2 separate regions of the Mus musculus genome follow, and region 2 is linked to region 1. The links are chromatin loops, found by intact Hi-C in ENCODE. Cell type or tissue: left cerebral cortex. All regions are shown on one strand.

The links. A loop is a pair of places that touch in the nucleus more often than their neighbours do. Peaks named below come from ENCODE experiments on the same cell type or tissue, not always from the same donor. Only the 100,000 strongest peaks of a DNase experiment are listed, where the experiment ranks them.
Region 2: it touches region 1 in a loop (7-fold over the local background); 5 of 42 quality-filtered maps call a loop at or near these places.

The regions. Positions count from the first base shown.
Region 1 is chr2:74,659,130-74,667,129 of GRCm38, reverse strand. Evx2 (even-skipped homeobox 2) reads left to right here and starts at 7,573. Exons shown (of 3, transcript NM_007967.3): 1 at 7,573-8,000. The coding sequence starts at 7,711. It overlaps Gm31790 (a long non-coding RNA gene), which reads right to left and starts at 5,579. Exons shown (of 3, transcript XR_374674.2): 1 at 3,199-5,579; 2 at 2,104-2,305; 3 at 239-642. In left cerebral cortex, CTCF peaks have their summits at 3,372 and 5,120 (motif pointing right); DNase peaks (open chromatin) are centred at 3,370, 5,140 and 7,964.
Region 2 is chr2:73,546,129-73,554,128 of GRCm38, reverse strand. No RefSeq gene overlaps it. Among named protein-coding and RNA genes, the nearest start is that of Gm30940, 11 kb to the left of the region's middle. In left cerebral cortex, a CTCF peak has its summit at 3,138 (motif pointing left); a DNase peak (open chromatin) is centred at 3,140; H3K4me3 peaks cover 407 bases.

The sequences.
Region 1 (8,000 bases):
ATTGAGTGTGTCAAGTCAAGGGGGTGTCCTTTCTTCTCTTCTCGTCTCTTTTCTTTTCTTTTCTTTTCTTTTCTTTTCTTTTCTTTTCTTTTCTTTTCTTTTCTTTTCTTTTCTTTTCTTTTCTTTTCTCTTCTCTTCTCTTCTCTTTTCTTCTTCTTCTTCTTCTTCTTCTTCTTCTTCTTCTTCTTCTTCTTCTTCTTCTTCTTCTCTCTCTCTCTGTCCGCCCCCCCCCCCCCCACCACCACCAAGTAAAGTCCGGACTGGTGACAGGCGCAGTCCGAGTTCATAGAACTTCATAGGGACAGAGTAGGCTCTAGTTGTGAGTACCGGAGGAGCTAATACCAGATAGAGTTAGGTAGGGTGGCTCTAATCGCTCTGTATTTCCACCTCCTCTCACAGAGTCTTAACAACTTATGGGTCGTCCTTGTGAGCTCTGATTTGAATCTAGGTCGGTCTCCTGAGAGCTATTTTAGACTTGGTTAGTCAAGAGTGCTGGGTGGGTGCGTGAGCCTCAAAGTGGGCCAGTTTGATGCTGTACTATCAACCTTCAGACCAGTTTATCTTTTAAGAAAATCACTCCCCTAAACGTGCAATACTAAGTCCAGCTTGTCACTCAGCGTCACTGCCTTCTGAAAATAAGCTCTGAGAAAGAAGAAGAAAAGAAGAAAAGGAGTGAGCAAGGTCCTTCTGGGCCTGGTCTGGTCTGGCATCACAGGGTGGGCTGATGGCATTAGAGTGTTGACACAAAAACCACAGTAACCATAAAAGGCTCAAATAAGGGGATGGGGGTGTAGGTTATGAGAGGTACTGGAAACTAAGAGAATTTGTATAACTTTTAAAAATCCTAGACCTGGTCATGGTCAAATTCAAACCCGGAGGGTCTCTCCAGGTTTTTGCAGCATTGTGATGGGTAGTAATTTGTTGATCGCGATAATTTTGATTGCTTGAGAAAGGACAAAAGTTAGAATGGAAGCTGGATTGCATTTGAAGAGCCAGGTAGTAGTATTTCTGAGCTTTTGAAAAAGAGTAACAATGAGATGTTGTATTTTCTCCTTGTTTCCTTTCTTGTTACTCACAGAGAAAGAACAACTTGGGAGCCATTGATACTCCCCCACCGCACCCCTATGGCTTTAAACATTTACTGAAACGTTTTTAAAAACAAATTAAACAGAAATAGCCAGAACCAACACACCTCAGTCTCCTAAAACTCAATAATTTAGTAGTTTTGTGTTCTTTGGGCTTCAGTACCATTTTTTAAAAATCTGACTAATACATTTGATAAGCATTGTATTTTTAAATCGAAGAAAATAAAGTTAAAACAAAAATTGTCACATTTTGAAACTAAAGTCTCAACCTTTGCTTAAATTACCACACAAGAAAATAAGTTGTGCTTGGCTGGGAGAATATAGGAGTTAATGCTTAGGCTAAAACTTCTTGATATAGTCTTCTTCCCTATAACGCTCTGTGGTGCCCTTGTAGAACTTAGGGTTTCTCTGCCAATTTCAAAGGTTATTCAGAAATAAAGAAAGTTTTGAATAATGAATTTTATCATTTTCTATCACCAGCTTGTCTGTGACTTCAACAAAAATTAAGTTTAGATATGCAGAAGTAGGTTATACTAGAAAAAGGTCTCTGAAAGGGCCCACAGGTAGAACTCCAAATCCCAGGATCCCAGGGAAGTCACTGCTGTTGAGCCAGACTGCTGAGGCTGATTATGAGGTAAAATTAGGGTGTTGGTAGTTTACGGGGTGGGTAGGCAGGTATAGAGAGGATGCTGCAGTTAAATAAGAAGAAATGTTTTCGTTTAGCTTGGATATCTTGTGTCCAAACTGTATTCAAGCTGAAATTTAATTGTAATCTATTTTTTTCCTTCAATTTTTTTTTTTGAGACATAGATCCACTCTCTAGCCAAGGCTGTCCTCAAATTTTCAAAAGGGGTGGGATTACAGGCATGAACCTCTATGCCAGGCTTATAACCATTTTTTTTTCAGATGTCCAAGAGCACAGGGTGAGCCTTATATTTGTGTGGCAGCACATCACAATGAAATCTTAACAAAAGGATAAGCAAGAGTTTAGCAATGAAAATAATTTCCAAATACTTACCTATTGTTCTGTGAAAAAAAAAGCTACATTTCCTGATTTGGGTGAAAGGCCATGATGTCCTTTGCTGCCCCAATCCCCTTCCACGTCTCTCCATTTGCTTCTCTTTCTTCTTTCCTTCCTCAAGCGCCCCACTGAGTATTGAATCTGTGCTGGAGACAGACATAGCCTCTGTTCTTTCTTGTAGATCTCACAATTTGTACATCTGTTTGGGGATGGAAAAATGAATGGATACAGGCTATGACTTAGACTTATTGAAGTGTCCTGTTTACCAAGACAGCAATGAGCTCAATTAACAACACAATTGATGACGATTACAACCAGGATGGCAGGATCCTGCCAGAAAAGGGTTGTGGGAGATGCCTTTGAAAGTATTTACCTTGATGACCACAACCAGGAAATACAGAACACCCTTTTAATTAACTTTTGAGAAACCAATGATTCAGTAGAAAACGTCTCAGTTTAGAAGCAGGGTCTTAAGTTGAGAAGAACTGGCTGGTTTTTGTTCCTGACCATGTCTGTCTGCCAGCTCTGGAGCTAATTTTTCCTCTCCAGCTAATAATCAACTTCACTCAGGCTGAGAAAAAAAAAAACAGAGCAAACAAAATATGAAGCAAACCCCAAGAGAATCACAACATTTTGTGTATAAGGCAGGTTCTAGCAACAGCCAGATGTCCTGTGTTTGGGGCATTTTCTAAATCTAAAAGGTGGAATCCTTTTGGGTTTAGCAACAAAATTAGCCTATATTTAATGAAAATCTCAGGCAACAACAAACACCCCCCGCCCCTCTAAATACCAGGTGACTTAAAAAAAAAATCCTGAGTTTGCCTCCCACTGGGCAGCAGGGCCCTATTTGAGATGAAGAGACCACCTCCAACTGTGGACTGTAGGAAACAGGCAGGGTCTTCCCTTCCAGAGAAATGCTGAGCTTTTCTAGAGAGCTCTAGAAGGTAGGGCCAGGGCTTAAGGACCGAATAACTTCTTTCTTTCTTCCTAAATAGAAGCAAAGATTGCAATTTGCTATTTTGTCTGACATTTTGAAACAACTTTTCTAACTTGCTAAATGCTTATTCTATGAGTCAAATAGAAGCTTATTACCATTTCAAATAATTCACATTCTCCACGGGCAAGCCACATTATGCATAGCAGCGAAGCAAAGCGGGTGAAGGGTAGGAAAATGCCTAAAAATGTAGAAGGAGTTGAGAGACTGGCAAAGGATGCCAGTGGTATGCTCCGGATCCCTGAAAGGCGACCGCAGTTCCCCGCGCTTGGCGCTAGATGTCCCTGCAAGTTCTTGGGTCTGATCTGAGGGTACATTAAACTCCTGGCAGTTGGCAAATCTGATTAGCCTCGGGGTCCAGGAAGAAAGTAGCCACCAATTCCCTCACTTACAACCATTCTAGGGTAACTTGGAGTTGAAGGTGGAGGGGAGAAGGAAAACTAAATTAAATGAGCTGACCCAGGCGAGGCAGAAAGCTAGAGGCTTGCCTGAGGAGAAATGAGAGTAGGAAGCCTAGAAGACTGGCTTGGTTAGTCCAACCCTCACCCTCTCTTATAAATCGAAACCTGGTCCTGAAGACCACACTTAGCCTAAAGAAAACATGCCCTGCCCGCAGCTCAGACTCTGCAGGTGTTTACTGCCCGTTCACAACATCTGCACTCCCATAAGTTCTCCAGCGAGCTTGAGACTTACTTCGGGTTGAGAACGGGTGGCTGGCATCTTCCACCGGGAAGCCCAGAGCTGGGTGAGACCACCGCATCCCGTGGCCCTGTTGCTGCTCGACGGGGCTTTACTCTTGACCCATCCCTCTGCAAGTCTAGAACAAGTTTTAACCTGAAGTCACAGGTCAAATGTTCACTGTTTACAAGAAACAAATACTTAGTTTGGCAGTCTAACCCCACCCCAGGAGAAAGAAAGAAAGAAAGAAAGAAAGAAAGAAAGAAAGAAAGGAAGGAAGGAAGGAAGGAAGGAAGGAAGAAAGGAAGGAAGGAGAAAAAGAAAAGGAGGAAAAGAAAATGCCCTTGCTTTGTTTACATCATTCTTGCCAGCAAAACTGTTCTTTTTGGGTAATACAGAGAAATTTTTTCCTGTATGTCACCTCACTCCCAATCTTAAAAATTTGGCATGCCCTTCGCATAGGTGGAAGATGCCCTTTGAAGGCATGGGGTTTGGGTTAGATTTTTGTCTGAGTGTTCTTGTTCTTGGTGATGGTACTTTGAAGATATCAGAAACTGAAAACTGGGTCCATTTCTAATTTCATCCTCTCCTTTCTGGAAAGGATATGAAATGACTATTTTTTCAACAAATGTAACTCTCTCTCTCTCTCTCTCTCTCTCTCTCTCCTCCACTGGTGTAATGTTTTTGAGGTAGGCCTGCCTTTAAATAAGACAGGTAACATGAAGAAAAAAAAAAGCGGTTATGCAAAACTTTCAACCCCCCATGACATCCATTATTGGAGATAAGTATAAACCATGAACAATTACCAAAGCTCTCTGTGTAGGAGGTTTCCTTAAAGGGGCGGGGCAATTCCCCAGGGGTTCTCTGGTCTTCAGAAGGTAGATCTATGTAAAAAGCCACTTGTAATTGTATACTAAATGAGTTATACAAATTAGTCAATATTATTACTAGTAATAGGTAATGTTCTAAAGGAACATTAACTATTCAAATGGAATAGTCACTGTGAAATGCTATCCTCTGCTAAGGGCAGTGAAAAGTTATGGATGTTTTTCATTGAGGTAGTTTCCCTGACAAGATCACAAGTATATGTGGGGCAATAGACATCCTGGAAATGCAGTATCAGTGTTACTTAAAAGGTGCAAGGTAGTTTCAAAACCACTAATGAATGAAGGTGTCGCGGAGAAATGATTTTTTTTTCATTTTCAGTAGAGTGGAGTCGTACTTGGCCAGCTTTTGGAACCAGAGGCGGTGGGTCGTAGAAGAAGGTAAGAAATCTTCCTAGGCCACTGAGGTTTCTGCGACAGAAAAGCAGCTCACAGCTGCTGAAACCGCGAGGAAAACAGATGGGGGCGCCAAATGACAGCAATAAAGGCATCGGCGGATTTCCGCCCAGGCTGAGCGACCACTTGCTGCCAGGGTCTTGGCCCCCCATGGAGCCTAGCCTAGACCAAAGATTCTCTTCTAGTCCCTTGGGTAGAGAAGGATTAGGTAGCAGGATCCTCCCAGAGACACTGGGGCCCAGACTGCCTGGACCGGTGGAGCTGGGCGTCCTGGCTGAGAAGCAGTTGGGGGCGCCCGCAGAGCTGGACGTGTGATTAGCGAAGAGAGGTAGCCAAAATCCTGCTTGAGGACAATGCAAGTGCCAGGAACTGAATGACCACTAGGGTAGAATAGCCACTGGGACAGGGGCAAAGGTGGATGCTGGGTCAAATTCTCAAATGGAGGTCATCGCCCACCAGACAATTCTCCTAAGCCTGCGAGCCTATGCAATTTTCCACTTACAACTTTAAAGAGGTGGGATTGTTTTTTTTTTTTTTTTTTTTTTTTTTTTCCAGCAAGCTTGCCTGTAGAAATAAGTTGGCGCTAAGGGGAAGAGGTGAAAAACTTTTGGCATTGACTATATATGTATACACATGTATATAAATATATTTCACACCTCACCTCCCCTTACATTCTTGACGCGCCCCCAACGGGTCCAAGGTTAAAAAGAAAGCGCCAACAGACAGATGGGCAATTAGATCAGAGGTTTACCCCCTAACACACCCCAATATGCTGGGTGTGTCTCAAGGCGGGAAGGAGGGGGGCCCGGGTTAGGGTCTCAGTTAGTCCTGTGACCGGGATGCAAAACCAGCATCAAGACTGCCAGGCTCTCTAGGCTGCTTCGGAAGCTCACGCGCTAGACCACTGTGTCCTGTCCCTGTCTTCCGTGGACCTCGCCAGTGCGGACAAAGCTCTGCTTCTGGGGCAGCAGGCGGGCAAACTGGCACGACGCATCTGAGTCGGGCAGGGTGGGGCGCAAGCGCGGGAGGAGATGAGCGCATTTGAGTGAAGATTGATCTTCCTTAAAATGGTTGCCACCGGCGTCATTATGACTATCAAAGTTATCGCCAAGAGGCTCAGCCTCCAGCCTCAGGCGGGAAGGAGAAGAGGCAAGGCTGGTTGGAGACTCTCTGTGCCCCCAGTCAGCACCAGGAACACCGGGGGCCACAGGTAAGGGCCTAGGGTGGAGGAGGGGGAGGATGGAGAAGTGGAAGAAGAACAAAGTGGGAAAGGAAGGGAGGCAGCAGGAGATTCCATTCCCTCCACTTTGACCCCCAAAACCCAGTTACTTCACCACGAATTCCTCTATTTGAGAAGGGTGGGAGAAAGCCGGCAATTTTAAAAAGTGGGTTCTGTGATGGGGAGCTATGGTACGGTAAATCATGATTGTGTTTAAAGTTAGCTGTCAATTTCTACTATCAGATCCTCCAGTCTAGTTTATTTCCCCTAAGGGAGAATGCGAGGGTGAGAAGCTTATCCATCAGAGGATTATAAAACAAAAAATCTAAGGTCTTCGAGTTCAGAAGTTAGCCTGCAAGCAGTGGTAGAAAATAAGAGAAGATGTAATGATTTCCACTTGGAGGCACGGCACGGGTCCTGTGTACCTCCTCAGCCACGTAGCAAGAAAGCATTTTCAAAAGTCTACAAGATATATTCTCTCTCTCTCTCTCTCTCTCTCTCTCTCTCTCTCTCTCTCTCTCTCTCTGTGTGTGTGTGTGTGTTGGAGGGGAGAATCAAGACTGAGAGGAAAAAGTAAGGAGAGAGAAAGAACTCAGAATTCTATTTGTTAAATAAAATACTCATTATTAATATTTGGTTCTTAAAACAGAAAGATAAGTAATCCTGACAGGAGTGGGCGCGAGGTCTTCTTACGCAACTCTTCCTGTATCCTCCCCTTTACCCGCCCCCCTTACGCCCCCAGCTTGTAAATGTTAAGGCAAAACAAAACAAAACAAAACAAAACAAAAACTTCTCAAGAATCTACCCTGGAAAAATCAAAGCATTATCTATTATTTAACACGTATCTGTGTTCGTGGAGAAATGAGGAAGGCGCTGCATGATTAGGACCTAAGGGGCAACCCAGCAAACTGAGAGCGTAATGATGCCCCTAAATGAAGGGGGAAATGCGCCGCGGCGTGCTCTATTAATCAGACTGTCAATTTCACCCCCGAGGCCAAACCCCCGGGCGAGCAGAACTGGCTGGGAGCGGGCAAAGGACCGGAGCCTTCTTCCTCACTTCTCGTGTCTTCTCGTCTCCTACCTGGATCTATTTGTCTGCTCTGAAGTCGCCTTCATTACCCACTGACAGGAGCGTGTATTTATTTGCTTATAAACCTGTTACAATAAATGATTATTCGAACGGCGTCATTCGTACCTTAATGACGAGCGGGCGCTACTTTTTGATGAATGACATCTCCGACTCGGAAGGATGTATGGGTCATTTTGACCAGTCATTCCCTCGCTCTGGCATCCCACAATTTTTTCCGCCTCCCTCCAAAAGAGATAATAATATTTAGAGCCGCTTGCTGGGGCTGAATGAGAATCAGCCCTGGGCGCAGCCCATCATTAAGACGGGACAGCCAGGCCACTGTGACATTTTTTAGAAAGCTGAGATGATGGAAAGAATAAGAAAAGAGATGATTCTGATGGAAAGAGGGCTCCACAGCCCTACTGCTGGCAAGAGGTTCTCCAGTTTGTCCGATTCAGCTGGCGGTGCTGTGCTCGAGGCCCTGGAAAATTCGCAGCACCCGGCTCGCCTCAGTCCGCGCCTGCCGTCCGCCCCGCTGCACGGAGCTCTGGGAGACCTCCCCGCCAAAGGCAAATTCGAAATAGACACTTTGTTCAACCTGCAGCACCCGAGCAGCGAAAGCACCGTCTCCTCCGAAATTGCCTCCGCTACCGA
Region 2 (8,000 bases), 1.1 Mb after region 1:
GGATGGCACCCCCCACAATGGGCTAGGCCCTCCCCACTTTATCATTAATTGAGAAAATGCCCCACAGCTGGATGTCATGGAGGCATTTCCTCAAGGGTAGTTCCTTTCTCTGTGACAACTCCAGCTTGTGTCAAGTTGACACACAAAACCAGCCAGCACAAGGTCTAGAGACATGGCTCAGTGCTTGAGCACTGGTTGCTCTTGCAGAGGACCTGAGTTGAGTTTGATTCCCAGCATCCACATGGGGGCTCACAACCATCTGGTAAGTCCAGTTCTGGTGGCTTTGGCATCCTCTTATGGCCTCTGTAGATATCATGAATGTACATGTTATGCAGGCATATATGCAGGTAAAGCACATAAAATAAAAATAGTTTTTTTGTTGTTTGTTTAAAAGAGTTTCCAATCAAGCTACAGAATCAAAGAAAATATTGCAACCTTTAATTGTGGAAAATTCCATCTGCTTCCTCTTTATTTATGAGTCACCAGCTGTTTACTACTCTAGAGGTGGTGGGACCTGGGAGGATGGAGCTGATAAATCATGAGGCAGACTAAAGTCTCATGCAATAGCCAAGGTTAGAGCCCCAGACAATTTACACGCTGAGGGTTCAGAGGAGTCATGTGAGTAAAGTGTACAATTATAAGGACAAGCCACATGTGGTGTGCAAGCCACTTGTAGTGGGCAAGTTGCACACAGTAAAACACATGTTTTTCTATAGAGGCACACTAACAAATGACAATAGCAAGTTATAATGAATAACCTGACATAAACTCACTCTAATCCATTAGCCCTGGGAGGAACATGAAAGCACACTCCTAAAAACAGGTCCGTGCTTGGAAGAGACTAAGGTCACCAGACTCTTGTCTTTTCTTGGAGTTTTCTCAGAGTTTTTCCACAAGTACTCAGAGTACACCTCACATGACTCCATTCTTAGGCTGTGTTCCAACAAGGAGCTGTGATTTTTTTCTGAATGAAAGCCCCGGGTGATGCTCTGTACTAACACAGCATTCAAGTAAGTGCGGGCCCAGCCCTCCAGGAATGAACTGTCTGAGGCAATACTAGATAGGAAGTGACATGCAAACAACAACATTCAGACACTAGAGTCTGGCCACCACTGAAAACACAGCTCAAACCTGTGACTCATTCACAGAAGAACCACAAATAATGACTATAGGAAGACCAAAAGAAACAACTTTTCTTCTTCTTCTCCTTCTCCTTCCTTTTCTCCTTCTTCTTCTTCTCCTCCTCCTCCTCCTCCTTCTTCTCTTCCTTTCTCCTCCTCCTCCTCTCCCTCCTTTCCCTTCTCTTTTTTTTCTTCTTCAAGAGAGAACACAATTCTTTGCAAAGGTTGAATTCAGCCGTGAATCGGGAAAATGGTCTTTCACAGTAAGTCTATTCAGATTTCATTTTCAGTTATGTAAGATTACAGAGCTCTCTGCTCACCTTAGCGACTCTTCTTCCCACTTTAAATCAACTGTATACTGCCATTTCTTTATATGAGGCAATTTAAGATAACAGAAATCATACCTATGAAAATAGTGTATAGGGCTGGAGAGATGGCTCAGTGGTTAAGAGTACTGACTGCTCTTCCAAAGGTCCTGAGTTCAAATCTCAGCAACCACATGGTAGCTCACAACCATCTGTAATGAGATCTGATGTCTTCTTCTGGAGTGTCTGAAGACAGCTACAGTATACTTACATATAATAATAAATAAATCTCGAGGCCAGAGCAAGCAGAGGTCCTGAGTTCAATTCCCAGCAACTACATGATGGTCATAAGCATCTGTACAGCTACAGCATACTCATATAAATAAATAAATAAATAAATAAATAAATAAATAGATAGATAGATAGATAGATCTTTTAAAAAAGAAAGAAAATCGTGTATAAATTCAACTTTAGTAATTCAAGATTTTTTGTTTGTTTATTTGTTTGTTTTATGATGATGCTAGATTTCAAACTCTCATGCAAGCAAGTTGGGCAAATGCTCTACCACCGAGCTGAATCCCCCCTCAGGTTTTGCCTTGTTTGAATACACATTACTAGGGAGTTTGCGCTGAAAAACAAACAAACAAACAAACAAACAAACTTCTGTAGTATATCCTTTAGTAAAGCAAGAAAACCTTTAAAATCTCATAACTACTTGCATAGTCCCCCAAGGGTCTACTCAGGTGAGCGTGAGTCAAGGTTCACTTGAATTTGGGTTCTTCATTATTTATTCTTTCTGAGTTGTGCTACATTTGAGGCTTAGACTCCATCAACATCTCAGCTAAACTTTGACTCTCAAGAAAAGTTAAAGTGGCTCTTATTCCAGCCCCCCATACTCATGGGGTGTCTTGATAACACAGCTTTTTTCTTTTTTCTTTTTGATTTATTTATTTATTATATGTAAGTACACTGTAGCTGTCTTCAGACACTCCAGAAGAGGGTGTCAGATCTCGTTACGGATGGTTGTGAGCCACCATGTGGTTGCTGGGATTTGAACTCAGGACCTTTGGAAGAGCAGTCAGTACTCTTACAAACAAAACTCTCCGTCCTAGCCTAGTGGTACCTGCTTACAAAAATAAATAAAAACTTTTCTTCTAACCATGTAACTTCAGAGAAATTTACTTTAGAAAACAACGTACCATTCACAAAAATATCATTGACTGTGGTAGGATATTAGTGAGCTATGTTTTGGCAAGGTGGCCAAACAGCACACGCCTCACTACACCGTAGTGCTTTAAACGGTGCAGACACATAAGGAAGAATGAAGTCATGTTAACTGAAGGAAAATGAGTGAACTAGAGATAGCTGTACTAGAGGAATAAAGATGGTCTCAGAAAGGCAAAAGCCATGTTTTCTCTCACTTTGGGGTGCAAGATTTTATTTAAATATGTGAAGCATATGTTGTTCAGAGGGCTTGAAGGTAGACACGAACCGTGGTGTGGAACAAAGGCAGCAACAGGAGGGGCAGAGAGGAAGGAGAGGGTGTCTGGGGTTGGGAGAGTCGTCCAAAGTACATATATACTTCCATGAGATAGTCTTATGTACCCACTGCAATAAAAATTTTAAAGATTAAAAAATAAAAAATAAAAACGGGGCACACCCAGAAAAAAAAATCCTATTTAAATAAACGAGGCAGCAGTGCCCTCTGGTGTTCAGATGTCAGTACTACATCCAGTAAGTTAAAACACAGAACCACAAAATCTGCTTAAAGCAAGAGCTCTCTCCAAATAGCGTAAGATCGGGGGTGTACCTCGACACTGACCTTATCCACAGACCTGTTAAGCCACATTCCTAGCTGTCCCAGAACACATGTGGCCTAGGGGGCTTTGGGTTAGACACCCGGCTTTAAAGTAGAAACAAACAAACAGCACAGTGCTGGCTGGATAACCCTCCATTTACAGCACATCCATGACCACTAATCTTTGTTAACTAAATTTTGAAAATTTACTGGGCAGAAATCAGGTATATTATTAGGCCGATTTCCTAGTTGCTATCCTCCGATTGCTCCTGGGTTCTTGTTTATCTAATGGCCTTTCTCACAATGGTGATGGCTATCAATCCCATTGGAATTGGTGCCCAAATGCACATTGGGCTCTTCTGGTCAATTCCTGTGCTATCATAAGAGTGGTTAAGGGGCTGGCGAGATAGCTCAGTGGTTAACAGCATTGATTGTTCTTCCAAAGGTCCTGAGTTCAAATCTCAACAACCACACGGTGGCTCACAACCATCTGTAATGAGATCTGATGCTCTCTTCTGGGGTGTCTGAAGACAGCTACAGTGCACTTGCATATGCTAGAACTCACGGTGCCAGAGAAATTCTGCCTGCCACAGACCCCTGCCCAAGCCTTTAAGAGTGACCCATCACTGTGGCTCAGGCTGACCTGCCCGTTCTGTACTTGGGTGGCCAAGGTTCTTGTCAGTGATTCCTAGACTGCAGGGTTTCATGTAAAAAAAAAAAATCCAAAAGAATTTTTCCAGAGGGCAGCTTAAGATTGTCAATAACAAGTGTGACTAGTTTTAAACCTTACCATTTTATTATAACCATTATTTTATGGAAACAAGGATTTCATATCTGTCTTGACCATATTCACCCCTCCTCCAACTCCTCCCTTCTCAATTACTTAGCTTCATGTCTTCATCTTCTCTTCCTCCTCCCTCCACTCCTCCTTTGTCGACAAGTCCAATTGTGCTGTCTACATATTCTTGGAAGTGTGGCCTTCTCCACTCACCTGAGGCCACACTCCTAGAGAAAACTGATTCTTGCTCTCAGTAGCTGACAGTTGGCAACAGATCCTCAGCTGGGATGAGACCTCACACCCAGCTCCCCACTCCATGTTGGGATTTCATGGCTTGGGCTTGCACAGGTTATTGTGCACGCTGTCATCAGCCACTGTAAGTTCACACATGCAGCTGCCCTGCTGTGTTCAGTAGACAATTTCCCTGTAGTCATTTGCTACCTATTGCCCCTACTCTCTTTCTCACACACACCTACGATCTCTGATCCTTAGGCATGGGGGCGGTGGGGGGGGGGGAGCACTCCATATGCGTTCCATTTAGGGTTGTATCTCTAGTTCTTTACCGTCTATTGGTAAAGTAGCCCACTGGCTGACCCAGAGCACACATTGGAATCACTTTTTTCCAGTTCGGACCTGACATTTTACAACCGAGAGACTTTGGCTAAAATGTGTGAATCAGGGAAACTACGACCTTTGTAGAGAAGCGTCTAGACCAGAATCCTTCTAGAGGCTTAGCTCCTGGAGTCGAGCTGGCAGAACCACACAGGCACATGGTGCTCCTTCCCTCTCCCCTGCCCTTGGCCCTGGTCAAGTCTGATGTATAGATCTCCCCGAGGGTCTGGTTGGGGAACATCCCTGCCTTCAGGCATGAACAGTAGCTGCTCTTACCTGCTCTCTGCTCTCGTTAAAGCCTCTTACAGGAGAGCTCAGTGTAGGTCCTGCCTCTGCAAAGCTGACAGAGACTGGCTTTGATAACAGGGATCAGTAAAACAGCAGGACATGAAGTGGCTTATCCATGAGCTGTTGGAACCATTTAGAGACATCACTGAACTCCACTGAATCATCTATGATCTGGATCAGACCATGATTTAGACTCTCAGATTCTATGTTTGTGGGTCCAGCTTACACCTACAGGACCAAGGCTGGGCATGCCACAAAAAAACCTTTAACATCCAGAACAGCCCCACAACAAAGAATGGTCCTCCCCTACACATGAGCACGTTGTTGAGCAAGTCATCTCTCTGTTGCCTAGGAGGATATAAGAACCATTAAGAAATTAGACTCCCTGACATAGCAGAAACCAGAAGTGCCCAGCATGAGTAAGGGAAGTGTCAGGTAAAAAGAAGTGTTCCTGTCTGGTAGAGGGGAAGTGGGGCTGTGCCCTCCAGCATGCCCTTCACTTTCTCCAGTGTCTGGATGCAGTTGTGTGGTGTGTCTGAGTGGCAGTAGGGGAGTATGTGGCAGTGGCTTTGTAAGTTTTAGAAGGAGGAAGCAGAAAGGGCCCCAGGGTTTCCTGAAAGCCTCCTCGCCTCCTTCTCTTGCTTCACCTTTTCAAAGGCTTCCAAACCAGCTGTTGTACCTGGCCATGTGATTTCTGCATCCTGCTGAGATTTGAGCCCCCTCCTCCCACTCTAGGAAAACCATGAGAGAACAAGATAGGTGTTGTTTACAAGAGTGTAAGGACCCTAGAGTGTCTGAGGCCTAGTGAGAAGAGACAAAGGACTTGAAAAACATAAGCACTTCCCACATGCAAGCTCTAAATTGCCACATGTAAAGATCCCGCTCAGAGGGCTGGCTGGTCATGCTCACACCACCACCCTAGCGTAGCTTCTTGGTGCCCCAAGAACTCTCAAGTACCTCACTTGGATGCTCCAAGACATGGTCTGTTTTCTTCCTCCATAACAGCACTACATGAGGAAATTTCTAATATCCACATTTTGTAAACAAGGACATCAGTTTTCATGAGAGAGAAACAACTAACCTAACGCCACACTGGAAGCAAGAAAGGGCAATGCCAAGACAGAGGGACATGTCTATCCAACCCCAAAGTCAAACCTTGGTGACACTGTAAAGTGGGCAGTGGTGGACCGGGCACCTCACCTGCTCCGGTGGCTTACCCCCTTCACTAGAAATGGTCTCTTTCAGATTTAGAGTCAATGCTGAGCTCACGGTGTCCCCCACCGTTAGCTGAGAGGGGAGGTTTTCCAGGAGGCATACAGAGAGACTGCTGTTTTTTTGTGGGAAGGCTCTGGTAATCCCAGGCTCACCAGAAGGCGCTGTGAGAACAGGCTGTGAGTGGCCACAGGGATAGGTGCCTTCCCTTCAGCCCCTGACAATGCAGTACGCAGGCAGAAAGCCCAGGGACGTACTGGGCTATAGCTCAGTGGGAGAGCACCTGCCTAACACATCTAAGGCCCTGAGTTTGAGCCCCACAATCACCAAAACAAAACAGCCCTGAAAGGCAGCGGATGGGGAAGGCTCTTCCTCCTAGGAATCCTGTATATGACCATAACATTTTATTCTGTATTTGTTCATACAGTACACCTAGAATATATACCTATTATCTACCGAACAAAATTCTAGACCAGTGGTTCTCAACCCTGTGGTTCATGACCCCTGTCATGGAACAACTCTTTCACAGGGATTGCGTAAGACTACTGGAAACCACAGATATTTTCATTAAGAGTCATAACAGTAGCAATTCGCAGTTATGAAGTAGCAATACAATAATTTTTTGGCTGAAGGTCACACAACCGGAGGAACTGTATTAAAGGGTCACAGAGATAGGAAGGCTGAGAACCACTGCTCTAGGGTCACACAAGCTTCATGGTGAGAAAGAAAACCTATCTGTCCTTAGGCAGCTTAAAGTCTCGTGGGATATCCAGGTAGACAAACAGGGTAGATGTCTGACCTCCCAGACCTGGCTCCCCCTCCCTTTTTCCTTGGCCTAGAAAGGTTTGGGTCCCCTCCCCTTTGGCACTCATGGTTCAGCTCCCAGAAGCCACGTTCTTGTTGGACAAGCAGTAAGAAGCAGGTGCTCCTAGCAGCGCAGAGGCAGACCTGAGTTCACACCATGGTCTCAGGTCAACACACGCCCACCAATAAGGCTAAAATGAGCTTTCAACACCAGCTTGGCTGGACCCTGGTGCACACATCCTCCCTCTACACGTCGACATCCCTGTGGGCTAGGATACCCATTGCTCTGATTTTAACGGGGTGGAAACTGATACTCTGAGCAATGAGGAGGCTATCCAGGTTGCATATTGCTCCTTACTGCAGCGGGTGCTGAGCCAGGGCCCCGGGGGATGATACATTATTATCATTTAGGCACTGCAATCCTGTCATCCTGTGAAGGAAGGGTTTTATGGACCACAGCATAAACACAGGTCATAAGTGACTTGTCCAAAGTGACAAAATCAGTTACTGGCAAACATCTCAGGCGGCTTCTTCTTCTTCTTCTTCTTCTTCTTCTTCTTCTTCTTCTTCTTCTTCTTCTTCTTCTTCTCCCCGTCCTCGTCCTCCTCGTCGTCTTCCTCCTCCTCCTTCTCCTCCTCTTCCTTCTTCTAATATGGAACAGAGTTGATTTAGGACATGCAGGGGCGATTTGAGAGGGTACTAGAGACAGAGAAAGACAGAGAGGGAGACAGACAAAGAGACAGAAAGAGGAAGAGGAGGAGGAGGAGGAGGAGTGGAGGAGGTCGGCCATGAGCACGTGGCAGGGTGGGTGGGGGGAGCGGGAAATGGGGAAAAGGGAGGAAGAGGGTAAGGGAGTAAGAGCCAGAGGAGAAGAGGAGATGTCTCTGGCTTCTTTATCATTATTTTTCTCCCTTTTATTTTATGCCTATGTGTGTTTGCCTGTGTGTACATCTGTGTCCTGTATGGAGGCTGGAAGAGAGTATCAGACACCCTGGGACTGGTGTCCCTCATGGCTGTGAGCTGTCCTGTGGGTACTAGGAACTGAACCCAGGTCCTCTGTAAGAGCTCTTGACTGCTGACCA